Linked DNA regions of Homo sapiens: region 2 is linked to region 1. The links are chromatin loops, found by intact Hi-C in ENCODE. Cell type or tissue: PC-3. All regions are shown on one strand. Links, peaks and the distances in the headings refer to the core of each region. The heading gives the core; the rest is flanking DNA. Region 1 overlaps SLC25A21 (solute carrier family 25 member 21). Region 2 overlaps SLC25A21 (solute carrier family 25 member 21).

Region 1 (16,461 bases), core at 5,152-9,151:
CCAAAGCCACTAGATTGTGATGGTTTATAGACTAATGAGAGGTATTTTTCACAAACCTAAGCAGATACACAGTGCTACAATATTGGATCACATTTGTTTTTAATTGTACTACTTATGTACATCTGTAAAATGAAGATCAAAAACTACATCACGTGTTCTTCTCAAAGACAGCTCACACATAGCTTATTTGAAGTACAGATTTCTGCCAAACCCTACAAAATAATTTTATCCCTCATTCAACCCCCCCACCCCCATCTTAAAAGTGTGAAGCTATCTAACATATGGGTGGCTACGAGGTCACAGAGCAACCAATGAAAAGATGCTGACTGTATGGAAGCAAGGAAATGTGAAATTTCCTATGAGTTCCAGCTTGTGTCCAGTCTCTGTGGTTCATGTAGAGCAAGGCAAACCCTCAAAGATGCCTTCTTATTGTCTCTCATTAGTAGGGTCCAGTTTTAGGTTACCCTGTTTTTAAGTCTAAATTTTAGACACCTATAGAGACCAGTCAGCCAGACAGAGCCTTAATTAAACATTGTGTACCTGATATCTTTAGTCAGTTTGAACGACTAAAAAAAGTTCCTTGCTTTAAGTTAGCTACTGAAATCTGAAGACTTTGTGGTAAATAGTGGGTAGACAGGGGAAGGCTTAACATTCTGAAAATTTGACTCAGGTAAAGAAACTAAAAAGGAGTGGAAAAATCACATGTCCTGTCTGCCCCTCCTTTTACCCCTCTGAGTCACCCCCATTGTTGGTTTTGCTGGTATTTTTCTAATTTAGTATGTAGAAAATATGTGTTTGGGAATCATTTGTACCATAGAGTTGAACTCCTCTTTCAAGCAGGCTGGGAAATTTCCTAAGTTACTAGGCTACTAGGTTTTTGGTGTTAGGAGCAAGAACATGGAATATTTTCTTATTTGCAGCTCCCAGTGAGAAAGAAAAACAGTGTAGCTGCTTCACAACTGACTTTTAGAAAGAGTCAACCTTGTTGTCTATCAGAAATGTTACCATAAAACTAAACTGATACATTAAAGAGAAAATGCATATAAAGAAATCTGTGAACAAGACATTTTTCCTCCTAAAAGAGGAGAAGATCAATGTGTAAATTTGCTGCTCATGGAAGCTGGGGCTTTCCCTGGTTGTCAGGGATGAAGTGTTTTGGGATCCAAACTGCTGATATTCATAATCAAAGTCCAGCAACCATCACACTGGGAAAGCCAGGATAGAGATGCACATTATCTGAGCCTGAAAATATCAATTACAGAAATGATCTCCAAGTTGAAAAGCCATTTTCCAAGCCACCTGTAACACACTCACACACAGCATGAGAAGGATGCTTTCACCTGGATCCCACTTCTTTGCCAAAAACCTGGCATTCAGTAAGCATCCAGAGCAGCAATAATACTCACCAGTGAAGCATGAAATAGGAGCGACAGGGAAAGTGACACCAGATCCCCAGTTGGGGAAATTGGAAAGCATTAACACGTCTGTATACCTAACAGAGTACAATTACTACATTTTATTTTGTTTCAACAGCCAGAACCCAAATGAACATCACCATTCAGCTCTGTTCTGGGCAATGATTCAAGCTCATCTTTGGTACAGTTGATTTTGAAGCCTTACAGTCAATCATATCTTTACAATTTGTTCTTCTTTCAGGCTTCAGGCATCCTCCTGATTTCCATTTCTTGTATGGAAGCCTTGAGTCATCTGTTCTGGCAACATGACCAACCCAAATCAGTCATTTTCTCCAAATTATACTGAAATACAGATCTTGCTAGTTTGTTGTTTTCTTCCTCTTTCTTTTTTCACAAAATTTTTCCTTTAAGGATCTCCTAATACAAAGCTGATTGAAGGCATACAATATCCTCTTTCTTCTTCTGCTGTCAGATCCAAGTTTTTTACCCACATGCTGTGGTTCTGTAATTAAAACAACGAAGTCCACGCTCAACCCTGGGTTATGAGTGCACGGCTTCCATTGTTTGATGGATCGTGTATCCCAGACCAGAATTCTGGTCCTGACACTACACACTACACACTACACCTTTAGGGCATTATTCTGACATCATTTGCACTCCACAAGTGTCAGCAGTTCACAGAATCCAAATGAAAGAGTGGGGTTTCATGGCTCTGTGATTTGAATTATGTAGAATCTATAATCTCAAGTTCACAAAATTGCATGCATCTTGGGGCCATTTTCATTGAGGCAAAAGAGGGAGGGAAAACCACATATCTTTTAGAGGGAGGAAAAACAGTTCAAAAGAGAGCAAGTGACACAGATTCTTCTTTTAAAAGCAGCAAATAAATTTCAAGGAAGTGCACATAAGCTTTAGCTAACATTCTAACATAAAACTAACAAAAGTTTTGCCTACCCAACTCATATCAGGTCTTCAGGCAATGACAATATAGTTTTCATTATTCATTACTGAGAATTAATTCAATTAAGTTTCTGCATATGGTCTTTGGATTGATTTGTTACCCCAAACCATACCACTTTCATTATACGCTGTATGGAGGAATTCTTTCAAGTTTTCCTGAACACACTTTTCAAACTGTATGTTTAGTATGATTTTACCACAACAATGAAATTTTTTTGGGTGCAACTGAAATAAACTACAACTTTGATTTTCTAAAATACAAAAATTTATTGTAGCTGTCAGTATCATTTAGGAGGTAAGTCCATGGCTCCATTCCCTGGAAAGTTGGCAGAGTGCTCAATGCACTAAACATGTTGCTCAGTTCAGCCCAAGAAAGGCCTTAGTGTGATATGAGAACCAGAACCCTGATGGAAAACACTAAGGAAAGAAAAAGTGAAAAAGATACTTGAGAAGCAACCAAAGAGGTGAATAGTATTGGTAAAATGTGGGTGTTCATTGCCCCATTAATCTGTAAGTGAAGAAACTTATTTATAACTGACTATATGGTAAGTGTATTAATTTTCAGTGACAGCAGATCACTTTGCTTATAAAGATGAACACTTTCCACTAGGAAATAATAATCATCAAAGGGCAGTTTTTCACTTAGGTGGGTGGCACTATGAGGAAAAGGACTCCAAGAAAAAAAAACAACTCTATTTCTTGGACTCGGACTGAAAACCAGGAAAGACAACCCAATCATGGAGCAAAAAAAGTCCTTCACCAGAATATACCTCAAAATAATAAAAGCCATCCATATATGACACACCCACAGCCAACAGCATACTGGATGGGGAAAAGCTGAAAGCATTTCCCCTAAGAACAAGACAAGGAACAAGACAAGGATGGAACAAGACAAGGATGCCCACTTTCACCAATCATATTCAACGTAGTACTGGAAGTCCTAGCTAGAGCAATCAGGCAAGAGAAAGAAATAAAAGGATCAAAATTGGAAAAGGAAGTCAAATGATCTCTCACTGATAAAGTGATTTTATACCTAGAAACCACAAAATACTCCTAGATTTGATACATGATTTCAGGAATCAAAATCAACATACCAAAATCAGTAGCATTTCTATATACCAATAATAATCAACCTGATAACCAAATCGAGAACTGAATCTCATTTAAAATAGCTACATAAAATACCTAGGAATATACTTAACCAAGGAGGTGAAAAATTCTACAAGGAGTATTTGTACTTTGACAAGGAGAATTGCAAAAGATTGAGAAAAGAATCATAGATGACACAAACAAGTGGGAAAAAATCCTATACTCATCTACTGGAAGAATCAATATTGCTAAAATGACCATACTGCCCAAAGTAATCTACAGATTCAATGCAATTTCTATCAAATTACCAATATCATTCCTCACATAATTAGAAAAACAATCTCCAAATTCATATGGAACCAAAAAAGAGCCTAAATAGCCAAAGCAATCCTAAGCAAAAAGAATAAATTTGGAGGTATCAAATCATCTGACTTCAGATTACACTAGAAGGCTATAATAACCAAAACAGCATGGCATTAGCACAAAAACAGACAGATAGATCAATGGAACAGAATAGAGAACTTAGAAATAAAGCCACATACCTACAACCAACTGATCTTTGACAAAGTTGACAAAAATATATATTGGGGAAAGGATACTCTATTCAATAAATAGTTCTGGGAAAATTGGAGAGCCATTTGCAGAAGGGTGAAACTGGACCCCTATCTCTCACCATATACAAAAATCAACTCAAAATGGATTACAGACTTAAATATAAGACTTGAAACTATAAAAATACTAGAAAAAGAAATATAGGAGAAATTCTTCTGAACATTGGCAGAAATGCAACAAAACCAAAAATAGACAAATGGGACTTAAACTAAAAATCTTTTGCACAGCAAAAGAAATAATCATCCAAGTAAACAGACAGTCTACAGAATGAGGGAAAATATTTGCAAACAATGCATATGATAAAGTGCTAATATCCAGAATCTACGAGGAGCTCAAACAGCTCAACAAGAAAAAAACATATAACCTCATTAAAAAGTGGGCAAAGTTCATGAACAGGCATTTTTCTTTTTTTTTATTATAGTTTAAGTTCTAGGGTACATGTACACAACGTGCAGGTTTATTACATAGGTATACATGTGCCATGTTGGTTTGCTGCACCCATTAACTCATCATTTACATTAGGTATTTCTCCTAATGCTATCCCTCCCCAGCCCCCCACCCTCCAACATGTTCCCCTCCCTGTGTCCATGTGTTCTCATTGTTCAACTCCCACTTATGGGTGAGAATATGCGCTGCCTTGTTTTCTGTCCCTGTGATATTTTGCTGAGAATGATAGTTTCCAGCTTCATCCATGTCCCTGAAAAGGACATGAACTCATCCTTTTTTATGGCTGCATAGTATTCCATGGTGTATATGTGCCACATTTTCTTTATCCAGTCTATTATTGACGGATATTTGGGTTGGTTCCAAGTCTTTGCTATTGTGAATAGTGCCACAATAAACATACGTGTGCATGTGTCTTTATAGTAGCATGATTTATAATCCTTTGGGTATATACCTAGGAATGGGATGGCTGGGTCAAATGGTATTTCTTATTCTAGATCCTTGAGGAATCGCCACACTGTCTTCCACAATGGTTGAACTAATTTACACTCCCACCAACAGTGTAAAAGCGTTCCTATTTCTCCACATCGTCTCCAGCCTCTGTTGTTTCTTAACTTTTTAATGATCACCATTCTAACTGGCATGAGATGGTATCTCATTGTGGTTTTGATTTGCATTTCTCTGATGACCAGTGATGATGAGCATTTTTTCATATGTCTGTTGGCTGCATAAATGTCTTCTTTTGAGAAGTATCTGTTCATATCCTTTGCCTACTTTTTGATGGGGTTGTTTATTTTTTTCTTGTAAACTTGTTTAAGTTCTTTGTAGATTCTGGATATTAGCCCTTTGTCAGATGGATAGATTGCAAAAATTGTCTCCCATTCTGTAAGTTGCACGAATAGGCATTTTTCAAAAGAAGACATACACGTGGCCATCAAACATATGAAAACATGCTCAACATCACTAATCATCAGAAAAATGCAAATTAAAACCATGATGAGATATCATCACCTTACACTAGTTAGAATGCCTATTAAAAAGTCAAAAAACAACAGATGTTGATGGAGATGCAGAAAAAAGAGAACGCTTCTACACTGCTGGTGGAAATGTAAAATATTACAACCTCTATGGAAAACAGGATGGAGATTTCACAGAACTAAAAATAGAACTATCATTCAATCCATCAATCCCACTACTGGGTATCTACCCAAAGGAAAAAAAAGCATCATATCAAAAAGATACCTGCACTCATCTGTTTATTGCAACACTATTCCCAATAGCAAAGTCATGGAATCAATCTAAGTGTCCGTCAACAGATGACTGGATAAAATAATGTGGTATGCCATGGAATACTACTCAGCTATAACAAAGAATGAAATCATGTCTTTGAAACAACATGGATGGAACTGGATGCCACTATCCTAAAGTGGGATGACTTAGAAACAGAAAGTCAAAAAACTTCGTGTTCTCCTTTATAAGTGGAAGCTAAACAATGGGTACACATGGACATACAGAGTGTAGAATAACAGATTTTGGAGACTCCAAAACTGGGAGGATGGGAGAGGGGTGAGGAAAACAATACCACCTACTGGGTATAATGTACATTTATTTGGGCGATGGGTACTAAAAGCCTGGACTTTACTAGTATGCAATATATCCATGTAACCCAGTTGTGCTAGTATCCCTAAATCTATTTTTTATTAAGTCCTTCACCAGACAGCTCATTGATAAATAAGCCTTGCTGAGGAAATTCCTTGCTCCATTCTGATCACTCTCATCTTCTCACCAGCTCCCCTTTTCTTATCTCCTGTTTCTAGTTTCTGTCCCTCCCATTCATAAAGTAACTATCATTCACATTTTAACTCACTCTTTCATTAATATACTCTGTGCCAAGCACTAGGATAAACACCTTTTTCTAGGATCCTATTGTCCAAAATCAACTAAGACCTTAATTTTCTCCAAGGACCTTTCTCTGACATGGTAGACAAAATGTTGATATTGTACCTGCCTGCATTATTTAACCAAGATGTTGCCTTTCATATTACCTTATAGGTCTGACACATAGTAACACCCAGATAACATTATATTAAATGCATATATGCACACACACACTCTTATACATATACATCTATATGTATACATCAACAAATATATATAAATTCATATACCCAGACATGACTCAGTATCCATATTAACAGTTGGAATGACTTGCATATTTTTCACTGAATTGAATATGTATTAGTCACATGATTACCATATTTAATCCAGGTTATAAACTGCTTAATGGTTATTCCTGTTTTTAATCACCACTCTCTGGCAGTTAGTATTAATTTGATGTTATTTGTCAGTAAAGGCAATATGAGTGTGGGCTCTGGAGCCACACTCTTTGGCCTTAAATTTTGGCTCAACCACATGTTAGCTGTTTACCCAGCATGGAAAACTCTTGTACAAAAAGTGAGCAAATTAATTCCACTGCATTACTAGTGGAAGAAAGATGGAGTCTATGCCAGTTCTCTGTACTAGTGTTTATGGAAATGAATTAGTACATTGTTGTTAGTTGCCTGATTTAACAGCTTGACCTAGCTACAGGGCTAACATGACGGCAGCTGGGGCAGAAAGCCTCAGAATTCAGAGATGTCCTCCACAAAAGGAACCTTAACTAAGTGTGTGACCCAGTGCCTCAGGAATTCACACCCTGTTGTGGAATTCTGCTGCAACCAATTCATACACGTTTGAAGCCAAAGATGCCATGCACTAAGTGCACCAAGCAGACTGTTCCCCAAGTATAATTCACATTTGGAAGTGCATTAATCATGGCCATTGGTTATTATAGTACATTCCAAAATTAATTTCTGGAGGTGCCCCCTAGTGGTATTGGAGTTAAAAGCAGCTCTTCCATTGTCCCACCCCTGCCAAATACCCAAGCTTTGGACCCGCGCATTTTGAAGGTTACAATTTACAGTCTGATTTAGTGGACTTTCAATTCACTAAATTAGTCTCCAAAGGAAAAGTGTGGTGACCGTTTGTATTTCTACAGGAATTGAGACTATTGAGGGAGGGATATGTTAGAAACAAAAATAGCAATTGTGCACAATGCTTTACAATTATTATCCCATTCAATTTTTTACATGACATAGATACTATTCTCTCAGCGAAGTTAAGCAACTTTCCTAGTAGTGAAACAGCTAGTAAGTGATGGAGTTAGGACAATAACAAAGGTCTATTTGACTCCAAAACCTCAGCTCTTGAACACCGTATGACTTCCACGTTCTCAAGGAGTCACTATCAAGTCCACTGGGGAATTTCATTCTACCTCCTGGCTCTAACGCTTCTTCCCTGACTATGCCTCTAATGTTGGCTGAAGGCCTCCACCTCGGGCTCTGTTTGGTTTCTGCACGGAGCTAAAATGCTGGCTTTTGAGGAACGGCTGAGCCAAGGTTTGTCATCTCTTTTGTCATTCAGTCCTCTGCATCAGTTTTTTTAAAAAGTGCCCAAGTCCTTATTTAACTGACTAAAACACAAGTTAAATAAACAGTCACTGAGCTTTCTGGATTTACTGAGTCAACGTCTACATGTACTTTATAGACTTCTGCATATGCACAGTTTTCCAGATCATTTTGAAAAATTAGTTCCTTCATACCACATTATTATCAATGAATAAATAAGGGTTAGCTATTTCCCTACCAAACTCCTTCAGTCAATATCCTATGAGTTGGATAAACTAAGTAGGATTCAAAACACTTGAAAAACAATGCAGAAGACAACCCTAGGGCTTAGTTTGTGGACTTTGTCTGTTTCCCTGGTGATTTCATCGGGTCCTATGACTTTAGTTATCCACCATATGCTGATAACTGTCATACATCTCCAGTTCCTCCAGTCACCTACTAACCATCTCCACGTGGATGTCTAACAGGCATCTTGTAATTAGCATGTTCAAAATGAACTCCAGATTCTCCCTCCACAGACTTGCTCCACCCACAATATTCTCCAGATCAGTGTTAAATCAAGTTTAGCCTAAGCCTGCCTTTTTACATATTTAAAGTTCAGCCTAAGGTTTCTCTGTCTATCATGAATTATTACCTAAAGGGAAGTGTAAACAGACTGCAGCCTACTCTTCTGCCAATCACCGAATTTTGGCCAATCCAATGTGGCCAACTGTTCAAACTGTGTTCAAATAAGGCAGATGCCAAACTATAACCAATCTGGCTGTTTTCTGTACCTGTCTTATGTTTTCTGTATGTCACTTTCCTTTTTCTGTCCATAAATCCTCTACTATGTGGCTGTGCTGGAGTCTCTGAGCCTACCCTGGCTCAGGAGGCTGCCTGATTCGCGAATCGTTCTTTGCTCAATTAAATTCTTCTAAATTTAATTTGGCTAAAGTATTTTATTTTTATCATCAGTGAATAGCAACTCCATCTTTCCAGTTACTCAGGCCAGAATCTTTGAAATCATGCTTGAGTTCTTTCTCTACTTCATGTCTACTATCCTGGTGTAAGCCCTGATCATATCTTACTCTAAACATTGCAATAGTCTCCCAACTGGTTTGCCTACAGTCTCTTCTCCAAGCAGTACCAGAATGCTCCTATTAAAATAAAAAATGGCTCATGTCACTCTTCTGTGCCTAATTTCTCAATGCCTTCCTATCTCCCTCAGAGCAAAACCAAAGTCTCCTCAAAGAGCAGGCACACTGCTCCCCTCCTGCTGCATTCTACCTTCCCATTAATCACCTCGTGCTCTGGTCTGGGATCCCTCTCCAACCCCACTGGCCTTCGTCGTGTTCCCTGGCCCAGGTACACCATCACTCCAGCGCCTTTACACATGCTGCGCCTTGCCTGGGATCCTCACCTCACAAAGCCGCAGGGCTCACTGTTCACCTCCTTCACATCTTTGCACAAACATTAACTTCCATTACCTCCCCTTTATTCTATTTAATGTTGCAGCACCCCCATCTGAGTCCTTTCTATTCCTTCTGTCTGCTTTATTTTTCTTCATAGAATGGATCCCTTGGAACATGCTTTATGATTTACTTGCTTATTTTATTTTATTTACTCTCTGTTGTTCCCACTAAGATGTCAGCTCCATGAGGGTATGGCAGGGATTTCTGTCTGTTTTATTTACTGATGTCTCCCCAGGACCAAATATAGGACCTGACATATAAGAGACACTCAGTAAATATTTGTTGACTGGAAGGATAAATGAGTTATATTCCCACTGACGCAGAATGTTGGTGTTGTGAACAGAAAATCGTATCTGGCATTTTGAACTATTCTAAGATCAATCTCTTTCACATTCCTACCAAATGTCCATTTTTTTTCTGGTTTCTTACCAAAATGGCTAACCATGGGGAAAGTTTTGGGCATTTGATCTAGTGAACAAATGTAGACTTCAATAAATGGCCACTGAGGAAGCCAAGACTTCCTAGGAGTTCTTATCCCCCATCAACTACCAAGCTATGGTAATGAAGGCATTTTTACTCACCCAATCCACGTCATCCCTTCTCCATGGAGGCAGAACCTAATCCTAATGTTCACACCTTTGAGACCATGTGCTCAGGAAATCACCAGGCCTGGTATGACTGGTTTAGTCACCTGGTCTTATTCTCCTGGTTGTATGAGACATTGTATGAGACATGAGCAGATGACTTAATTTTAGTCTAATTTGATGGAGCTTTTGAGATGTTTATTTCCCTCCTGAAAACATGAATTCTTGGGCCTTATTTCCAGAGATTCTGATTTGGTAGGTCTGAGGGGAAGTTTGAAAATTTGTATTTTTAACACCACCCCTAACTTCACATTGAAAAATTAAAAATATTAAAAAAACCAAAACTACTCTATCACGCTAATGAAGTAGGGCTGCTCTTACCCAGATGACTATCTGTTAGGAAGCAGACCAAAGGATTCAGTACCTTTGCCAGGCAGTTCCCCAGGAATTTCATGAGATCATCCCTCACTTTCTAATTGAGGGTCTTCACTGTTTTTGAGCCAAAGACTGCTGATTGTGGGAGTGCTTCATGCCTCTGCTCTGGCCATCTCTGGCCTCTGAGACCAGGAAGCTACAAATATTCCCACTGGCCATGATCACTGACTACTAGTTCATACCCCCGAAGATGGGCGGGCTAGAGGGGCTTTGTTCCTCTGAGGGCTATGTCTTGGTTTCCTCTACTGTTTATTTAGGAACAACACTAAGATATGCCAAAACCAGATTATTGTCTTGCCTACATCTTCTCAAAAGAGATTAATATTTCATTACACCTCTGTCTATCAAGACTAGTAGAAATCTGGGTTGGGATAAAGCATGTTTTCACTGTTTAAATGCTAGAACAACATTTAAATGAGGATACTTCTCTCTCATTCTGCTAAGACTCATGCACTTTGCAGAACAGGTACAACAGGAAGTAGCCCCTGCTGTAAAGTAAGCAGGACCACACCTAAGGCTGTTTGAGCTGAAGAATGTAGGAAAATGCTTTCCTTATGCTTTATGCAATGAACCAACAAAGAAGTCAGGCTTCTCTGGTGTTCTGCAGGTGATTGATTTTTAGAGAAGCAACACTGCATGGGGAGTCTGGCTCCAGATTTAGCTTCTAAATTGATTACTAACTTGAAGAAAAAGGACCTGAGAATTACGTACTAATCTTGGTGTTTACATTTCCCACCAAAGCCACTAACTGTCTGGGGCTCTTTTTCCCCAAGGACTTCCACAATCCTCAGATATAATCTATACTTTTCATTACTGTTTTCAGGACCATTCACTTATTTATCAGCAAGTATTTCATGGGCCTGGTACTAGTTATCAATCGTACTTCTAATTTCATCATTGAAATAGTAAACATACTTCAATTTTGTCAATTATCAAGTCCAGAAGCTAGGGGGATCCAGCCACAATGTTTTATCAATGTGGATAGTTTGTCCATGAGGCAGAAGTATATTTTTCTCTCAATTTTCAAGCAACACTGATTGATGGAAAGGTGATCTTTACTTACTGCCTCAGGCAAATAATTGAGCACCTAAAGATTTGGAGTCTATATTTGGAATGTGAATTTTTCTCTCCAGTAAATTCATTCATGCATTCATCTGACAAATAATTGAGTATCTGATATGTGCCAGGCATGCATCTCTGGGCTAGGGATAGAGCAGTGAACAAGTCAGACACACTTCTCATGTACAAAGAGTCTACGTCCTGCTGGGGAGCCAGGCGAAGAACAGGCAGAAAACACATGAATGAAATAATGCCAGGTCAACATTGCTCATCATGAGGGAAATGCAAATCAAAACCACAATGAGATGCCATTTTACCACTATTAGGACAGTTATTACAAAACAAAAATAAAGAAATCCTAGAAAATAACAAGTGTTGGAAAAGATGTGAAGAAATTGGAACCCTTACGCATTGCTTTTGGGAATGTAAAGTGGTGCAGCTGCCATGGAAAACAGCGTGGAGGATCTTCAAGAAATCAAACATAGATTTACCATATGATCCAGCAATTCTACTTCTGGGTATATACCCACAAGAAGTGAAAGCAGAGACTTGAACAAATATTTGTACACCCATGCTCATAACAGCATTATTCACAATAGCCAAAAGGTGAAAACAACCCAAATATCCATTGATGTCTGAATAAAGAAAATGTGGCATATATAAACAATGGGGATATTATACAGCCTTAAAAGAGGTTCTGACACATGCTATAACATGAGTACACCATGCTACATGGAATAAGCCAGACACAAAAAGACAAGTACTGTATTGACATGGTTTGGCTGTGTCCCCACCCAAATCTCATCTTGAATTGTAGCTCCCATAATCCCCACATGTTGTGGGAGGGGCCTGGTGGGAAGTAACTGAATCATGGGAGCAGTTACCCTCATGCTGTTCTTGTGATAGTGAGGGAGTTCTCAAGAGATCTGATGGTTTTATAAGGGGCTTTCCCCGCCTTTGCTTGCACTTCTCCTTCCTGCCACCATGTGAAGAAGGACGTGTTTGCTTCCCTTTCTACCACGATTGTAAGTTTCCTGAGGCCTCCCAGACATACTGACTATAAGTCAATATATAACCCAGTCTTGGGTATGTCTTTAGCAATGTGAGAACGAACTAATAAATGTATGATGCCATTTCTATGAGGTACCTAGAATAGTCAAACTCACTGAGACAGAAAGTAGAATGGTGGTTGCCAGTGGCCAGGGGAGAGAGGTTTAATGGGTTCAGAGTTTCAGTTTGGGAAGATGAAAAGTTCTGGAGGTGAATGACGGTGATGGTTGCACAACAGTGTGAATTATTGAATGCCACTGAAGTGTATACTTAAAATAGCTAAAATGGCAAATTTTATGTTATGTGTATTATGACATAATAAAAAATAACAGAAAGTGAAAAGATATAAAAACAATAAAACAGGAGAGTAACTGGTTGCTCTCGGAATGGAAGGAAGCTACTAATTCCAATTAGGTTTCCAGGAAAGGACCCACTGAGAAGATACTGGCTGAGCTAGGAAGCCTTGTGTTTAGAAGAGGTATAATCTATCAAAAGGAGAGAGAAAATTTAAAAATGGAGAGTTTGGGGAACATATCACTACATCTTAAGAATCTCAGCCATCACTTTATAAGCTTTAGCTTTCCTTTTCATGTAAAGGGCATAGAGAAGCCATGATTTCAAAGGCAGTTTCTTGGGATGTTCTAAAATTTAATTGAAAAAATATTTCATGTTCTCTAGATTCATTCCTCTCCCTAAAGGGAAGTTAATGCTTAGTAGTTGCATACTGTAAAGACATTGATGATTTAAAACTAAATCATTTGACAAAATCCACCAGAAGCAAAGCCAATATTTATAGAATTTCAGAACCATAGCACTTCTGAACTAGAAAGGGCCCGTCACAGCTCTTTAGTCCTCTCCTCTGAAGCTTGATTTCTCTCTATAGTGTATCCACCAAGTTGTTACCTGGCTTCTGATGAGGCACCTCTAGATGGCAGGATCTCAGAACATTCAGGGTTTCCATACAATCTTGAGATGGCTCTCTCACTGGGGACAGAGAGAGAGAGAGAGAGAGAGAGAGAGAGAGAGAGAGAGAAAGAGAGAGAAAAAGCGAGCAGATCAAAGAGAGATCAAAGTGATCCTGCTTTGATCCCAGATCCATTTTTTGGAAACTTTTACCTGATTCTATTCACCAGGCTAATTTTATGTATCAACTTGACTAGGCTACAGGGTGCCCAGATATTTGGTCAAACGTTATTCTGAGTGTTTCTGTGAGGATGTTTTTGGGTGAGAGTAACATTTAAGTCAGGAGATGGAATAAAGCAGATAGCCCTTCATAATGTGGGTGGGTCTCATCCAATCAGTTGAAGGCCTGAGTAGAACAAAAGGCTGACCTTTCCTGGAGAAAGAGAAACTTCTCCAGCCTGAGCTCAGCCTTTAAACTGGGATATCAGTTCTTCTAGTTCTATAGCAGCTTATAGCCTTCAGACTGCAAACCTACCACTCTTCTACTTCCTTAAGGCTATATATGATAGAAAAAATAAGGTGGGTGGGTGAGGATAAATATCTTCCAAGTACATTAAAGGGGAAAAGGGAAGGGAAATAAGATTCGATGAGAGTTGCTTAACACACAATTTGATTTCATCTTTATTTACAGATGTGGAAACAAAGATTCTTGGAACCTAAGTAGCTTATCTACATAGTTAAGAAGTAATTGATATGGGACGGAAGCCCAGATCTCTCTGATCCTGAAGCCTGTGGTCTGTCCCCTGTGCCATATCACACAGCATACACACTGTGGGCACTTGAAAGAATTTCCAGAATGATATAAATTGATGGCACGAACATACAAAAGACAGTGCCCAAAAGAGAAAAAAAAAGAGATAAAAGTATAATACAAGGAAAAGTTAAATTTAATAGGAAATATGTTATTAATTTATCTACTTGTACTTTGTCTTCCTACAGAATTCAGTAATTTTCATAGTAATGCATTTTCACTGCCAGTAGCAAAATCGGTGGCAAAGGAAGAATAATTGTTTTCAGGAGAGCTAAGGGATGAGAAAAATTGAATTTAGAAAACTCAATACACAGTTAATAATCATCTTTAAAGTCTGAATTATGATGAAAACTGTAAATGCTCAGAAAATAGTAGAGGAAAATAAAAATTTAAAATTAAAATCACACAAACAATCTACAATTCTAAAATAAAGAGGAAAAGAAAATGAAACAAAGAATTCCACTTAGTTTGGACCCTTGAAAAACCATAGTCTAAAACCACACTCCCATTTATATTAAATAATAATGAATGAGGACAAATCTGGTATCCAACAACATTTTAGAAAAGTCTGACTCCAGTTTTTATCCAGCTATAGGGATGGAGGTTCCCTATTCACTGAAGAAGCAACAGTGTGATATCAGGGAAGAATTCAGTTATCACTCACCATGTAAAACCACCACTGTATTCAGAAAGTGGGCATTTTGCACATATAACATTTCCATGAACCATACATGTATGCACACAAGCACTCATGTGTGCACACACATATACACACTCACAGGCAAGGTGATTTTTTTCCTTCATCCCTGTCAGTGCCCTGTGGTGGCGGTCATTGATCTCTATGTGACCCAAACTCCCATGGGGCATGGCAATGCATCTGTGCTATGGCGACAAAGTTCAACAGCTCACACACTTGGATGCTATGGTAATATCAAATTGCTTTAACATTTCTAAACACTCTCAATTTCTGTGCTTATTGTGAACCACACTTTGACCACTCATTTTCTTCTGGAAATTAAAAAAAATCTATATATATCAAATATATGAACACATAGATCGTTTTTATCAACATAAGAGGAATCAAAAACAGATTAGTCCATTACTTGCCTTTTGTACTTAATTGATATCTTTCTTACTGGCCACCAGCTCCACAGCATGTTCCTGGTGAAGGCCTCAGAGCTCCACCCCTCCCTCTGGAGGCCAAGTGGGTCCATGTAACAGGCCTGGCATCTGTACCAGGATGGCAAATGAGAGGCTGGGACTCAGCACATAAAGTGGATTTTCTGCATGGCTGAGCCAAGTGCTTCCAACCATCCAGCCACATGTTTCTCTATATGGTCCTGGCAGCTATGGCTTAGGATAGAGCCAGAATTTGGCTTGATTTCTACACTGAAAAGCTTGATAGAATGCTGGGGTGGTGCCATCCCATAATAAAAGAGGTGGTTCCCTCAGACTGGCACACCATTCTCATTTGCCTTGGGAGTCCCTCCAAAAGGAAAGGGGGCTTAAGTAAAAGTGGGTGTGTCCATGTGATCCCTGCCAGGGCCTGGGTGGAGAAGGGAAGCGGGGGCAGCTGAGGGAAGGTGGATGAAGAAGAAAAGTTCTGAGCGATTGGAAGCTGGTGCCAGTTGGAGCTGGAAGACGATGTTCGGCCGCCTCCTTCTGCACATGTGTGGCCACCAGGGGATTGCCTGGCTATGTACGCGGCTTCACATCTGTCAGCTAAATCAAAGATGCATAATTGAAGATGCAAAGCGAGAAGCATGACGTGGTTCACGAGGCTCCCCAGAGGTTTTGGATCTGTAATCCAGTGAGGAGATTTTAATGAGATTTGAGTCAAGTGTTCTCATCTGTGGGAGAGGGTCTCACTCCAGCTGTGCTCAAGGATGCGGAAAACACTTTTTTGAAAAATTCGGGCGGTCTTTCTTGATTGGTCACTGCCTACCCATTTCCCTTGGCACCCTTGGGCCTTCCTCCCAAAGAAATGCTTCTTTTTGAAGCTTGGGCAATTTCTGAGCATGAGGAAGGCTCAAGAGATGCTATGATTGAGGTGTTAGGACAAATGAGTCAAATAAAACCATTAACCTGGTACAGTTCCTTAGAACCAAATTTAAACATTTCCAAATGTTTCATCATAAAAGCAATACATATTCAAGATAAATATTCAAACAATACATAAGGATGGAAAGTGTGAAATAAAAG
Region 2 (16,461 bases), core at 4,771-8,770, 64 kb before region 1:
CATTCCGGCATCGCTGGCGTTCAAGGGAATGCAGGCAGCCAGAGAAGGTAGTCATTCTGTCACGGCTTCCGCGCTCTGATGGGAAATTCCGTCTCCAGCAGCTTCACCCGGGTCTCCCTGTCTCAGCACCTCCTCCCCCAATTCCCAGGTCTCACATCCCACCCCTCCTGCCCTCCAACCCTTCTGCCTTGAAAGCTGGCTGTACGGACTCACATCCTTTGTGCTAATGACACTTACATATTTCTTGCCATAACTTTTCTCTTGCAGAAAAACTGACATGACTTTAGGATTTAAAAACAAGAGCAACAATAAGCATTGAATGAGACATTTGTGTTGCCCACATACTGTCTTAACATAACAAAGAAACCTACACCCCTCAAAGGGTTTAAGGAACTTTACAAACTAGTCTTTGGTAAAACCACATGTGTATATTTATTCTAAATCAACCTGAACTTTTGAAATGTGCAATTGTTGAGATTTTGCAAAATCAATAAAGGAAAATACTTATAGAAAAAATTATGCTACACCCTCTAATCAAATATGGTAACCAAGTAAGCTTTAATTCATCATTAGGAAACAAATCAATAAGTGACTTGTTTGAGTGATCCTTTGTTTAAGACATGACCTATTTTGTTGAAAAATATATGTAGAACCCAAGCAATATCTGAATCTAGCTCTCCCTGGTGTTTTGACTTGGTTCCAAATACAATAATGTTTATATTTTCTATTAGTTTGTAAATACGGACTCTGGATGGTGCATTTGTGTCTTCATTCCATAAGATATTCCCCTCCCCTCAGCCCCACCCCCTCTCTATTTTTTTCTTTCTTTTTTGCAAAGGTGACTTTCTGGCAACGTCTTTGTCTCTGTTTGGTGGTGGGCTGCTCGGGCTCCTGGACCTGGACTTGCCCCCAAATTTTGTGTATGCAGTGAAGGCTTCAACATCTCATGAAGGACACTTTATTTCTACAGCAGAGGACACGAAAAACAGATAAAACAAGCCAGTCTCCCATTTTGTACCTAATCAAACAACACACATGCTAAGCATATAAAGACAAGAGGGTGGAAAATATCTGAACAAGAAGGCTCTAAAGGAAGTCACTTAGAAACTTAAGTTTAATGTGAAATGTTTTGCAAAGATGCTTAAAATGAACTTTGTGTTAAGAAAACCACTGTGAAACTAAATTGTCCTATTATTGTTGGCTTACCTGTGTGTTCAGCAATCTCAGCCCCAAATAATGTTGTAATTTAAAGAAAATGGAAAATTCTGCTCTAATGAATGTAACAATGGCTTGCTGTGAAGTTTACATTGTTGTACAGAAGCATGTTTCGCATGTAGGTAAACTGGTGGTGGTACTAGAAATACAATGTTATTTAATTTTAACAAATTCCCTTTATTCATTTCTGAAATTACAGGACACAGTTTAACTCATAAACCTTTCTAGACCAATTTATTTTTCACTTTAATGTTAATAACAGTTGTGGAGTATATGTGTGTGTGAGCATGTGAGTATGTGTTGTATTTTAAAACAATTGATTTTCTGGGGCAAAATTCTACAGTTTTTAATCCCTTCTGTTTAGGAAGTTCTTCCTGTTTGGCAATATAGGCTTAAAAATATGTTTTTAGGACATTGGTACAATTCAGCTGTTGGAAAATTAATATATTGAGGGTTTTTTGGTACTAATTCTGTGCAATAACTAAAAGAGCACCTCACTGGATATGGATGTTGAAGATGGATTCCCTAGGTGATTTTAATTTCTTCCGGTCTGTGCTGTGCACAGTCTACATGGCAATGCGGTTCCACCACATCGGTTTCGTGGCTTCGTTTAAAACTCAGATGGCTAGATTAGTTAGGTTTTCAAATCACTAGGATGTAAACAGTAAGCAGATTTCTGACACACAAATTATGTTAGAGTGACTGCTTTTTTCAGACAGCAGATATCTTATAGAGAGCTTTGAACTGCATTTATTTCTAAAGCAACCGAAATTCAGTGCTACAAATAGAGGATTATAACTTCAGGAGAAGAATAAGCAGAAGGAGCAGATGAACTCTCAGGGCCATAGTCTTCCTTTGATCTTGTAAAACTTCCATTGACATCTGGAGTTCCCAGTCTGGTGAGAAAATAGACTATAAACTGAATGGAACAAAGATCCAATCCAATATTTTGGTGGAGACTTCTTTAAAACCATACCATACAGGGACTCTCCTGTCATCTGAAAAACTGATGTAAGGTACAGAACTATTCTTTATCAAATGTTTTTAGGTGGCTGTTAGGGGGCTTTAAAAAATATTACTTGCTTGTGTGGAAATGCAAATAATGTTATTTTCTTTATCTAAATTAAGAAATCTCTTGTTATTGTGCTATTTATAATTTTTTTCTGGTTCTTGTATTTTAAAAAATCTAATATTAATGGTATTGAAGTTTCCTTTTCTCCCTCTAGGTCTTAACAGTGAATTCACATGGAGTAATTTTTAAAAGATATCAGATACAATTTGCTATTCAAAGAAAATTATGATTTAAAGCCACTTTTTAAAATACGAGAAGGAAAATAGGATGGATTAAAGGGTTAACTTTTAAAGATTATTATTGGTTAATGTTGACATATTTCCTCTATCTCATAGATGGTAAAAGTGTTGCTTTTAAACTGGCAAATGCACTCTTCAGAAATCCTTTTCTATCTGATCCACATGGAGAGGTTAAAGGTTCAATTTCATGACCTCTATGCAGGCAGCGCTCTCATTGGATGTAAGAATATTACCTGCAAGGATAGAATGCAGTTGTGCAACAGAGACACATTCTTATTTCTTTTTTTTCACAATTTTGTTTTGTTTTTAATGACCCTTTTATTGAATATTGGACTGAAATATAAATTTTAAAAAACACGTTGGAAAGGATGTACAACAGAAGGCTATGTATGTATATACAGTATGTCAAAAGCCTTTTATTTTTATACTTCAAATGCTCTAAATTAATAAAAAGTAATAATTACCATGTTATCTTTTACTTTTTATTTTCAAAATGCTTTAGTGAAATAGCCCCGTAGTAGAAATAGCCCACGGTAGTAACTTAGGACAGGTGTCATATGGACTTTCAGTTATTCTTGTTGACTTTACTGAATCAGCATCATCTCTGGATGCAGATATAAAATCAAGTTTGGTTACATCAAGACCAAGGAGATATTTTTGTTGATACATGTTAGTATAGTAATCCTTAGAAATGCTAAGTGTATTTCTTTTTCAGAACATTTCCCCTTCATCATACATATTTTAATACTGCAGACAGCTGACTTCCCACCTGAAGTTGTCGTTTAAAACTAATAACCTGAAAATGCAGTTCTGTTCTATACATTCTTCCTAAAAATGGCACAGGTAGGCATGCTGAATAAAGGTATTTGGATGCAAATACTGATGGCTGACAAATGGGTCCAAAGGTGTTTCCAATTTGTGATTTAACATGACAATATCTCATCAACAAAACTTATCTTCAAAGAGAACTATGTGGAGGAAAGTAAATTTTATTTCATGTTTCCTACTTGTGTTAGAAGAGATTTGGAATACCTTGATTTAAACATGCTTAAACAACAGTGTTTTAACATTCTGTTTTAAACAATGTTTTAAAATACCTATTTATTATCTTACAGCAATATGAGATATAAAGTAGATGTAGGAAAATAGAGCTGATATGTGCATAGTTACTAAAAAAAACCAACAGATTTACATTTTAACATAGTATTCATAAAATTAAACATTCTTAAAAGGTCATTTTAGTGCACTTTAAAAAATTTTTCTTGTGCTCTTTAAATATTATTTATGGAATAATTTAATTCATTATAAAAACTGCTTAAATTTTGGCTTAACTTTTTTTTAATCCAGTCTTTGAATAATTTGATTTATTTTCAATAGTTTAAGCATTTCTAGACCTCTTAGGAAAAATGCTGATCAATACAATGAATTTTCATTGTGAAGCATTGAAGAGGAACACAGGAGACAAAGTTTCTATTTATTTTATGAAATAAATATATGATTTCTATGCTATTTTTCTATATTCACTTTAAATACCTCATTGTTTCATATTATTTTTTTCTTCTCACAGTTTTATTTATACAGCCAAAACTATAATCTCAAGTTGCCTATAGACATTTTTTAAAGTATTAAAATAGATTTTGTTCTTGAACAGTTTTCTCCTTCATAATTATACACCTGGCCGATCGATAGTCTCTCTTCTTCATGGTGCTGCATAGCAAATATCCATTATCTCAAGGGGGAAAAACACTTCATAGGCAATCACCAGTTCTCTTGAAGCCATGAATAGGTGTATTCATAAACCAGCAGCATCACTGCACCACCTAGAAAAGAAAAGAGCTGTTTTTTATTGCAAATCCTCTGGAATAGCACTGGCTTTCCCACTGGGTTTCTGAATCCATGATGTCTCGCACAGCCTGTCAGGCAGAGGCTGTTCGGAATCAACAGTTCTGGAGCTTCAATACCAAGATATAAACTACTGTGGAAAATTCTCAGGATAAAATCAAGACCATCTTGAGTCTCCAAATACATTTTTCCCCATGAGTTTTTGCAACTTTCATCATTTGTCATCAGATTCTTTTTCAAGCACTTTCAATTTTTAAAAGTAAATAAATATAGGCATATTTAGTCATGTAAGGGCATGTGGCTTTCCTGTGAACAGAAACCTTCAGATTCTTCATGTGTAGATAAAGGATTTATCTTTTTCAGTCCGTAATTAGCAGTCTTAATTGCATTCAAGAAGAAAATCTCTAAGATGGTGCTTGATGGATGAGTCTAGTTTTCTGTCATAGCTTTCAAACTGCATTGCTACGTGGAAATTAGATTCTGAATATTTAAAAAATCTGCATTGCAAAACCTAACAAAAGGAGGTTGAAAGCTAACCTTCATTCCTTTTATCTGCTTCAGTTGTATATGGATTTGAACTTGAAAATTTGGTAGTGGGGGTTGGATGGCATGAGACCACCATTTGTCTTGGAAGAAAAGAGCTACATAACTGGCTGTGAAGAGACATGCTCTGTATTATGTCAACAGGAATGTGATACAGAAAAGCAGGCACTGAGGCTGCTGAATACCTAGCCACTGGGAGAAGCATTTGTACATGGATCATTTTATGTTCTATTTGATGCAGTAAATAGCATGTGTCCTGTGCCCTTCAGGATAATCTCTTTTTATCCTTTTATGTCTAACTGTGTGAAAAACATCACAAAATCAAAATTTGGACAAATATCCTGAACACAACTTAGAGAAGACTTGGCTGCATGAAATAGAAGATTGACTTCTGATGGAAAGAAATAGAACTTGATTTGGGTCTTAGTTATTTTGAACACACTGCCATATACTTTTTTTTTTAATCTATAGGCTGCACATGTTTGTGTAACCATATACCAAAGATAATTATCTGCCTGTAATTTTCATTTTTAACCCATGAAGATACTCTATTAGTCCCTCTTAGCTTCTCTAGGCCTCTTGGAACTCTGGCAAACAAAAAGAGCTGCACTACAGAGGGTCATTAATGTGTAGGTAATCGCTGCATTTATTCTTACTAATCATTCACAATGTAAGACAAGAATATGCAGAGTTGGGTTAGTTTTTGGCCTAGTAACAGTTGAGGTTTAAATCACAGACTTCAAGATTCTTTCATGGAAGGTACCTGATTGTTAGCCACATTGAGCTGCTAAGGCTATTGTAAAAATGCTGGATGCTTCTCCAGAACAAAGAACAAAAATTCCAGGCTCACCTTTCTTTTCTTTTTTTTACTGTCTCTCTCTCATTCTTTTTTTTTTTCTCTCTCTCTCATTCTTTAAAGAAAAAAATTTCACCCTTCATTCAAAAGTCTTAATCTTTAACTCAGTGGTACCTTTCTTTCTAGGTTTCTTTGCTTTGAAGTCGCTGGGATGCACACATTTGGAATGAAGTGGAGGGCAGGTCTGTGAGTGGTTCCCAGATATTCACAGTTTGGCTTAGCCTGGACAGTCAGTTCACAAGAACCCTTTTCTTTGAGTCTAACACCACAGCAACTCAGGACCTCTCACGCAAAACATTTAAAAAGCCAGCCAAACATTTGCAAGCCTCTAACAAAACTTGGGGTCAGATTATTTAAGAGTTTTGGATGAAGGTTCCAGTCAATTACCATTTTAGCTAACCTCTCCCTTGTCATCACCCTTTTTAGGCCCATCCCTTTCTGAGAATGTTGGTTGAGGGCTGGTGCTGTGATTTCCTCTCATATTAGGTCTACTAGCAGGTTTTTACTCTGCGGTGAAGGAAAAACACCACATACTGGCAGAGATGCACAAAATTCCCCACGTTCTATTACTGCGTTAGCTTTTACACATGGGCCAATAACTAACGGAAGGTAGGTCTGAATCCCAAATATGAAACAAAATCCATGTGTAAAGGCCTATAAAGATTGGGATAGATGGGTTGGGAATTGTGGAAGTGTTTCCTAAATATATGAAAGTGTGAGCTGTTCACCAGCTTCAATTTACAGACTCTTGTTCTCTATCTTAGATTAATAGAAATGTTGGTTCATTGGGCTGAGATCTAAAGGTGAATGTGCATGTGTGTTTGTGTAGCAGGGTAGGAGGACAATAGTGTTAAAAGGGAGGAACTGCAAAGGGAGAGAGGGGAGGTGTAGGAGAAGGTTCTAGGAAATATTACCAGTATGTATAAGTAGGTGAGTGTAGCCTGATAAAAAAAATATATGTGTGGTCTAGAGTATACTTTTGTACTTATTCACAAGGTTGCTTATAATCTGAGACTATTTGCCCTGGCGGTTGAGTCTGCAGAAGTTATTTTCTTATCTATTTACATAGAGGCAGCCGATTCTCCCTGTGGGAATGGCAGCCGGTTTTTTTGTGGGTAGGCGTCCTGAAGTGAGGCCCTGAGCCAGAAGCCTCCAGCGTCATGCTGACAAAGCCCAGGAGAGGTAAGCAGCTAGTTACGGTGTCACCACTCCCCAGAGGTGACTGTAAAGATGAGTGGCTTTGCTGTTCATGGAGGCAAGCTGTCCTCCTTTTCTTTTTTTGAAATGAAGTTGAGGCAGGAGCAAGAATGAATTAGGAGCACGAGGAAACGTTTGACTGGGCTGGTCCCTCACTCAGTGAAAAGCCTCCCCTTCAGCCAGAAGCCACTGCACACACCTCGGCTCTCACTCAAACTCCAACTGCCTGTGGCTTCTTCCTATTGACTTAAGCTGGGTTTTGGCTTCTGTTAGCCTCCAGCAAGTTCATAAATAGTACTTAATAAACAAAGGTAGAACATTTCTAATGGATGTCTTCAGTATCTCAAATACTCATAGACAACTTTATATTCTCAAGGTTTCTGTCTTTTACAAAGTGGTAAATATTTTGTTGCTGATGGACACAAATATCAAAAAAAGAGACGCTAGAACAATAAAGAAGGAAGGATTAAATAATCAAAATTATCATTACCTGGTCCAAGTCTCATAATCTTGGGAAGCAGGCCTTTGTACAAAGCTAAAATCCTGTAATGGGAAGGGAAAGAGAAACGTTCTTATTCTGAAAATAAATGGAGTTGTACCTTAGCTTTATTGAGATAGGGACCCAGCATTTAAAAAAATAAATTATTTGGAATTACACACATCTCAAAGCAGACAGCATCTTAGTATTCTCTGCAGCAAACTGGATGCGGGGAAAGAGTTAATGAATTCTTTATTACCCAACTGTGCTGGTCCTGTCCAATCAGAAACATGACTTTCATCAGTGAGATGGTTTTTGCTTTCAAGACAGGTCTTACTTTCAAGACAGCTGTGTATATGGACAGAATGACTTTTGTAATTGAATTTAAAAGACCACAAACTCAGTCTTTACATTAGGAAATACGATGCAGTTTATATCAAAATAATAAAATATTACTTGTTTACTTGAGAAAAAGAGGGGCGAAGAAACAGAAAGTAAGATTTAAAAGAATCAGAAAAATGCACATACTTTAAATTTTTAAAAGTGTTTTTACAGAACTCTATAATTCTCCCAGAAGAATATAATTAGGTGGCAATTTAATGGGATTTACAGCCAGAAGACAATTATTCTTCTGCCTATATATTAGAAGGACATATACAATACTACATTATACAAACTGCCAAGTAGAAAGTTCACCTTGGCATTCTAAGGCAAACAGGCAGCATATTGTCACTTGATGGTGTAAGCACATGTTTACAACATCTTACTATTGTGTTGTCTTGGAAAGTTTGTCATATATATTCGCAGTTTCTTAGACACAAGCTCCACTTAGGAGGGCTTACTGGTTCTCATCTAAATGGAAGGACAATACGGTTCTAACAATACGTGAGCCTCATACATTTATTAAAATAAGAATGTGTTATGTTACCCTTCTTCCTGATAGACTGTTGCCATTGTTTTAAAACAGGTTCTGTACTTGATCTCTCCAGGAACTGGTTGAGGCCCTTGAATCCTACTTTTGGCAACATCAAAAGGGATGTTAATGACTGAGGCTATTGTCCCCGAGAGAAGACCAATCCCAAATTTTCTCCAAAACTCCAAGATTGGATCCTAAAAGAAAAGAAGAATAATATAACAGAAAGGGGAGCGGAAGCCCCTAAATCAGTTAAACACTATAAAGCAATATGTATTTAAGCAGAGCATTGCACTCCCGGCACCCTCCTGTTATTCCAGCGGAACACATTAGGATTTCCTAGGCTGGAACTTGTTTTCTTGACAATCCCATTGGCTATGTTTTTACACATGGTCTAAATTGCTGAAGTACACATTTCCTCACACAGGATTTATAAACACAGTTCATAAAGAAAGACTGGTATGGCATATGGGGATGATTTGTATAATTGGGCTTCACAATGTACTTAGTATTACTGTATCAAAACAGGAGAAATCCAAGCACACTATTAGCTAATTGGCCAGAATATTTTACAAATGACAGCAACTTCCACCATGAAGCCTACTAAAATGCTCATTTGTGTGTGGACCCCCAAATGTTAAATTAAATCAAGGCTACTCGCGGTCTGCTGCTATTGCCCGCCAGGTTTTTTGCATTTATTTTCACGTGTAGCTGATCCACTGTACTGAGAAGTGCTAGCTTCCTGTTATTAACAAACCAACTTGGGGCGGCTGCAAAACAGCCTGTGACATTCTGTGCATTATAAACAGTAGTAAGTCACTGGAGTAATTGGCTGAAGAATTTACAATCCATTGTTTTGGAATCTTGTTCTTCCTCCATGGCAAAGGAAGAAAAGGAGAAAGAGAGAGCGAGAGTGAGTAAAAGAGAAATATTTCTTCTTTCTGTTAGAATTTAGGCCCTTCACGTTGGTCTGATTTGATTTTCCACCCCTCCCTGCACTGCTTTCTGACATCAAAGTATTTAATTAGGTCTTATGTGGGAGTCACTTTCCTTTGGCCTATTTTTGTGCCCTGTGAGCTCACATTATGATTTGTTATAATGAATTTGCTGGGAAGTTCTCATTATGTTGCCAACCTCAGTTCTATGTTTTCAGTCTTCTGTTCTCTGAAGAGAGGTCATATCACATACTATAAGCTGCTGACTCCGACCCCCCACCCTATCTTTTCCCTGCCCTCTCTTTTGATCAATATTTTAGAGGGATCATCACAGAGGAACAATATAGGGCTGTGCCACAACACTATTTTATCCAGAGGGGAAGCATACCATGCTTCAGTTAAACAAGAAAATTCAGGTCTAAGCATTACATGCTTCCAGCCTCTATGAAAGAAGAAAACTTCTGAGGGCTCTGAAATTTTCAACTGAACCAAGAGCCAGTTACCATCACAGAAACTCCTATGTGGCTAAATATAAAAAGCAAGGGTTTGGTAATAATTCCTGGATCTGGGCCATACAGGTGCCGGGGAGGTTTAAAGGGATTTGAAAACCAACAGGGTGTTTCAACAGGAAAAACAATGCAGTGATTGCAGTATGAGTGAGGTGTGTTTAAATAATTCCCTCTCCCCCCATTTTTTCTCTTTTACAAGGAGAGAAAAATGCCTTTATGTTACTCCTCTCCATTATGGCACAGAAGCAGAACTGGAGCTCAGGAGGACAGTGAATTCTAGACCAGCTCTGGTTGTCTGACCTCTGATGAGTCACTGAATCACCCAGAGCCCAGTGTATCCAAGGGAAGTTTTTAACTCCTATCTTACCTCTAAATTGTATCATTTTTCTGAGAAATAAAAACAATAATATAAGTAAAAGTGTTATAAGTGTTGCACAAACCTGGCAGAAAATGAATAGTATTATTATGTAGCCTGTTTTCTAAAGATGCAAACATTCTGTGAAAAGATGCTTTCTTGAAATCCCCGTGACATTGCCAAGCTCTCTTTCTTTTTCAATTAAGGACAAGAATGGAAATGATGATTTGTATACACGTTGTCCTTCTGGGAAGTTTGGGAGACTGGCTGATGTGTTTGCTGAGGACCAGAGTTGGGGATGGAAGGTGAACAAAGAGACTCAATGATGGTCATTGTGCTTGAGACATGGCATTGGAAACCAAAAGGTTAGGTCTCCAGGCCATCGTATCATAGTGTTCACTAGCAGGAGTAAGTGTCCACCTTTGTTTGTATTTATTTATTTGAGATGGAGTCTCACTCTGTTGCCCAGGCTGGAATGCAGTGGCAGGATCTTGGCTCACAGCAACCTCCACCTCCTCGGTTCAGTGGATTTTCCTGCCTCAGCCTCCTGAGTAGCTGGGATTACAGGCATGTGCCACCATACCCAGCTAAATTTTTGTATTTTCAGTAGAGATGGGGTTTCACCACATTGGCCAGGCTGCTCTCGAACTCCTGACCTCAGGTGATTTGCCTGCCTTGGCCTCCCAAAGTGTTGGGATTACAGCCATGAGCCACCGTGCCCGGCCCACCTTTGTTTTCTATACATTTCCCAGCACAACAGTAAGATCCCACAGTGGTTCTCCAATCCAGCTGTGCTTCAGAATCATCTGGCAATTTTACAAAATACAGATGCCTGGGTCCCGCTGCAGACCCATCTCGGGGGTGAGAAGAAGGTGCCTGCAAGTTGTTTAAAAAGCTCTCCAGGGCTCCTGAGGCTGCCAGATAAGGACCCAAGTCTAGGAATCAGTGATTTTGATGTTCCACACTGGCAAAGCAGATGGTCAGTTGCTACCCCTGTGGGCATTCTAGGGAGGAAAAGAATTTGCTTGGGATGGCCATGAGGCTATCACTGACCACCAGCTTCTGGGCCAGTAGGCAGTTTCTTCCTTGACCACACAGCCTGCTTGAATCCAGCATCCCAGGCTGGGCCTGTGTGTGCGAGGACAACTGTCTCAGCTCGCCTCTGCTTTCTTTGTCACATGCCGCTAGCCATCCTCGCATGAATGCAGCATCTCAGATGCCTCTCCCGTTCATCCTCTCCTGGCCACTGCCACCTCTCTGGCTTTAGATCAAGTTCCTGTTACCTTTACCAAGTCTTGCTTCCTTCCTGCCTGCTAGGATCTATTCTTTGCAGTAATATCAGGGTTCTCTTTTTAGAAAAACAGATCTGCTTTTGGTATCTCCCTACTCAAAGACCCTCCATACTTCCTGGATGCGCAGAGAATAAAGACAAACTGCCTCACTTGGCCATTGATTTCTTTCCCACACCCACTATATGCTTCCAACTTATCTTTCTAGCTTCCACTTCTACACCCTACCCCGAATCCATACTATGGTCACACTGGTTAATTCATAATTACTCAAATATACCAAGCACTTTCCCAACTCCACGCTTTTCTTCAAACAATTCCTGCAGCCTAGAATGTCTTTCTCCATCATATTCACCTATAGCAATCTCACTGCCCTTTAAGGTCCTGCTTAAATCCCACTAACCCAAGAAAGTTTTACAGATCCCCTCTCAAAATTGATTTATCCTCCCCTCTACTCCCGAGATACTGTCTGAACAACAGTCCTCACCTTTGCTATGGCCCACTTAGTGTTCAGTATATTTTTGCGTGTATCTCTCTTCCCTGCAGGGCTCTGAGTCTGCACAGCATAGGAGCATGTGTTACTCCTCTTTGTGTCACCTGTTTTGCAGAGTACACTGTAGGTGCTAAATAAACCAAGATGCTCGGAGCTGAAGAAAGCAAGTTGAGTGGGGCTGTCCCCTCTACCCAGACCCCTGTTACCCCTGTGGATGCCTTTGCAAGCCCCTGGGCAGTACCCAGGCAGCATCAGGACGGCTGCCTGCCGCCTTCGGTCCTACCGCCCCACCTCCAGCAGCCCAGAACCCTACATTTCCAGCCTTTCTCTTGGCCTCCTCTCTTCCCACAAGCACCTCACTACAGGTTAAAACATGCCTTCCCCAGCTCACAGAAGAGGTAACAATTTTAATAAAAATAAACGTTGATTGAAGTACATATTTTGTGCCAGATACTGCTAAGTGCAAATGTCTAAGCAATACATCTGTTAATCTTCACAACTTTTGAGGTACGAACTATTATTATTATTCCTATTTTACAAATGAGTTAACTGAAAGGTTAAGTATAAGAAGGGATTTTTTGTTACATCCGAGTGAACCCAAGACTTTGCCTCAAGGCATAGTTTTTCTTCTTATACTCCTAAGAGTTAGTGGGTGGGTTGGTGAGGGAGGTGTCTAAGAACCTTCTGAAATTCGAAGCAATGCTTCTGTATTAGTCCGTTTTCACGCTGCTGATAAAGACATACCTGAGATTGGGCAATTTACAAAAGAAAGAGGTTTAACTGGACTTACAGTTCCACATGGTTGGGGAGGCCTCACAATCATGGCAGAAGGCAAGGAAGAGCAAGTCACATCTTACGTGGATGGCAGCAGGCCAAAAAAAGAGCTTGTGCAGAGAAACTCCCGTGTTTAAAACCATCAGCCTTCATGAAACCCATTCACTATCACGAGAACAGCATGGGAAAACCTGCCTCCATGATTCAACCATCTCCCACTGGGTCCCTCCTACAACATGTGGGAATTATGGGAACTTTAAGATGAGATTTGGGTGGGGACACAAAGCCAAACCATATCAGCTTCTGTGTCTGTGTAGATGAGCTTTCCTGGGGAGTGTGTCTGTTGATTTTATTAGGCTTGTAAAAGCTTGAAAACAATTTCACGAGACGATTTTCCCTACCAATATGTTTATGAAGTAAGGAAAGGGCAGTGCAGGGTTGAAAACAAAGAGGCTAAAAATAGGAAGCCCTAATTTCCACAGGGGTTCTCAGGCAATCCACCTAAGTGAAATGATTTCCACACACATTCCTGCTCTGGAGTCCAGTTACTCACATCTCAACCATATCCATGAACTCTGTGATTCTCAAAGTGTGTTCCCCACACCACCACCATCAGCACCATGTGAGAACTTATTAGAAATCAAAATTGAGGTTCCACCCCAGACCAGTGAATCTGGGAATGGAGCCCAGCTACAGCAATCTATTTGAACAAGTCCTCCAAGTTATTCTGATGGATGGTAAAGTCTGAGAACCACTGCTTAATTAAGTTGATCATTCACCCTCTTTGGATCCTTGGGCTGGATAATTGATGCTCTAAGATTCACCTTAATCATTGACCCTAAGGGGCTCTGGCTGTGTTGGGAAGCATTTTGAAGCTTTCCTTGGTGGAAACAGGGGTTGTTTCTTCAAGGCTACACAACTGAAGGCAATGATATTAACTCTGTTCAACCTATCCTATCCTTAGCTCAGTCCAAAGCCAGAATGGCTATCAGTGGGGTCACCTGATCTGAGTGATACCTATCTCATAGTTTGAGTGGGTCATTGTGTACTGGCTAGCAGCAAGTACAGCATTTCTGCTGATAACCATAATAATAAATAACAAGGAAATTAATAGCAAAAGTAAATAGCAACAAAAATTGCTATACATGTTATAATATTTGTATTTTTTCACACTGTTAAGAGTAATAATGCTATTATTAATAATATTTATTACCAGGCACAATGTCATGTGCAAAAAGTGTACACAAAATGTATATATGATATAACAAACCCTATGAGTTAGGCATATAACACCATTTTACAGGTAAGGACATGAGACTTAAAAAGTTAAGTCAGTTGTCCAAGATCACACTGCTTGTAAGAGGTGGAGCCTGGATTTAAGCCCAGCTCCTTCTGACTCCCAAGCCTATGTTTCTTAACCATTATGTCATATTGCTTCTTGTGACTGATTCATTCATTGTGAATCCAGCCAAAAAATATTTATTGGGTGTCTTTATATGTCCATTCCTACACTGGGTGCTAGAGTTGGATATGAAGGTAAATGGTCCAGAGAGGGGACTGGGAATGGGCATCTAAGCAGCTATTCTAGTTCAATGTGATTAGTACTGAAGTGGGGGTGTGAAAAAAATGGAGGGCAAACATACAGTATGGGGAGGAAATTGCTCCTGGGATTTCACTATCTGAGTCCTGCAAGATGATATCTAGCTTCTGCCTCTTAAAGCTTGGCCAGTCGTTGGCTGTTAAGGAAGTCAACAGAAGACATACTATTATAGTGAGTCACCATATTAGCTGAATGGCTAGCTCTCTGAATTGAGAATCACATGACCTGGAGTATCATTTTGCCTTTTTCCATTAATTTATTTTAAAAACTGGAGGAAGAAGATGAGAATGAGAAGACACTCACTCTGAGTCAGGTACTGGGTTAAGCCCTTTGTATATTTAAGCCCCACAACATCCCAGAGCAGACGAGGTACCTGAGCCATACAGAAATTTCCTACCTTACAAAGGGATATAATCTTGAATTAGTCAAAAGAGAGCTAAAGTTCTATTATTTAGAAGTGAAGAAGCCAAAGTATCGGTGACTCTGAGACTGCCACATGTCAACCAGTTTTAGAGACATGTGCACTTGCCTCTCAGGGCTGCACCCTCATTCAACATGCAAGGAGATCACCTCTTAGGCCAAGAGAAGACTTAAGTGACAGAAAATAAAAATCCCAGAATCACAAGACTAGGAGTGAATTCAGAATGCCACCTAGCCTAAGTCAAGTATTTTGAATGGGTCACATATAAATTATGTAAATGAATATTAATATTGATGAAAAATCTATTATGTTATTAAAAATTTCCAACTTAATTCCATAATTAGCTCCAACTGTCACCAATTAGGAACTGTTTCTTGTACTTAATTGATGTTCCTCACCAATAAGCCTAAACCATTTTACTTCAACACTTTGCTCAATTGCAAGGGCAAGCAACTGTTAACTACTCTTGATGTAATTCATTGGAATTTAAAAACTGTTATTGACTTTGAGAGGCCAAGGCGGGAGGATAGCTTGAAGCCAGGAGTTTGAGACCAGCCTTGGCAATATAGTGAGACTGTCTTTAGAAAAATTAAAAATAAAAATAAAAATAAAATCTGTTACTGCAATAGCCTTTTATTTCCAGTACACTTAAAAAAAGTTCTTTTTAAATATTTATTTATAAGTGGTATGTATTATTTCCTCATCTATGGATCTTTTCCTCTAAATATTTTCTGATTTTTCTTATAAATCATGTGATATAACTAAACTGGAGCTGAGTAGTCTGAAATATTAATGAATATTGCATGCATTGACTTTATTCTGTGATAATAATATGGAAAACAATTCATGCAGGTTTTAAAAATGGTTTAATTCCCTTGCAAACATTTTAAGGCTGAAATTAATATTTCCATTCACAAATGAGAAAACTGAGACAGAGAGAAGGTGTAAGTTTTCCAAAGACACATGGCTAACTAGTAAATACTAGAATTGAGAATTAACACCAGGTTTTCTTGCTAGAATTCTCTGGCTGTTTCCATCACACTGTGTGATCTTTTTGTGAGTGCACAGCTAAAGAGATGTGTTTACCAGCCCCTCTTCAGGGAGATCAATGAGTTTCTCTGACAGAACATATTATTTATAGACTCTTTGTGACTTAACAAGAGACATTAAGAAGTGATCCCAAAACGCTGGCGGCTGTGATGTCCCACAACCTCTAAAAATTCAACATCAGAAACGTGATCATATGACTCAAAACAGTTAACACCCTACACATTTGTAGCTAATTTAACCATATAGTCCAAACTATACAGCCAAGAGCTAAAGACAGCATAAGTAATTTAAGGCAATGGCACTTGAGGAGATAAAATATGTCCATTGAAAGAGGCATATGCCTCCCCTTTTACCTTTCCTGGCATGGGCTCTGACACCTGGCTTCGTTAGCTGGCCAGCTGGCTGCTAGCTTGATAAACAGAAACATCGCTCATCTCAGAGGTCTTTGTGATTAGGGTCTGGGGTCTTTAAGAAGGCATTTCACCCAGCGATATGCCAGAAGAAGGAGGTTAAGGAAGATGAGAAAGCAGGATTTGTCAGCCAGTGAGGAGTGGGGGTGATGAGGGACACAGGGCAGGAAGCCTGCTTCTCTGCAAAAGGCAAGGTTGAGTAGAGGACAGCAATAGGGCTTTTCATTTAAGGGAACTCAGCATTAAAATCTAATCTTGGAATCTTCCCAC

Evidence for each region. Peaks named below come from ENCODE experiments on the same cell type or tissue, not always from the same donor. Only the 100,000 strongest peaks of a DNase experiment are listed, where the experiment ranks them.
Region 2: it touches region 1 in a loop (2.2-fold over the local background); 1 of 110 quality-filtered maps calls a loop at or near these places.

The regions. Positions count from the first base shown.
Region 1 is chr14:36,740,383-36,756,843 of GRCh38, forward strand. All of the region lies in intron 3 of SLC25A21 (solute carrier family 25 member 21), which reads right to left. Among named protein-coding and RNA genes, the nearest start is that of PAX9, 87 kb to the left of the region's middle. In PC-3, for the core only: CTCF peaks have their summits at 7,369 (motif pointing left) and 7,389 (motif pointing left); no DNase peak of the experiment used is centred there.
Region 2 is chr14:36,676,374-36,692,834 of GRCh38, forward strand. SLC25A21 (solute carrier family 25 member 21) reads right to left here. Exons shown (of 10, transcript NM_030631.4): 8 at 8,371-8,552; 9 at 7,455-7,507; 10 at 1,548-4,346. The coding sequence ends at 4,285. PAX9 (paired box 9) reads left to right here. Exons shown (of 4, transcript NM_001372076.1): 4 at 1-2,989. The coding sequence ends at 79. Among named protein-coding and RNA genes, the nearest start is that of PAX9, 23 kb to the left of the region's middle. RefSeq lists an enhancer at 8,210-8,711. In PC-3, for the core only: no CTCF peak of the experiment used is centred there; a DNase peak (open chromatin) is centred at 6,878; H3K27ac peaks cover 1,535 bases.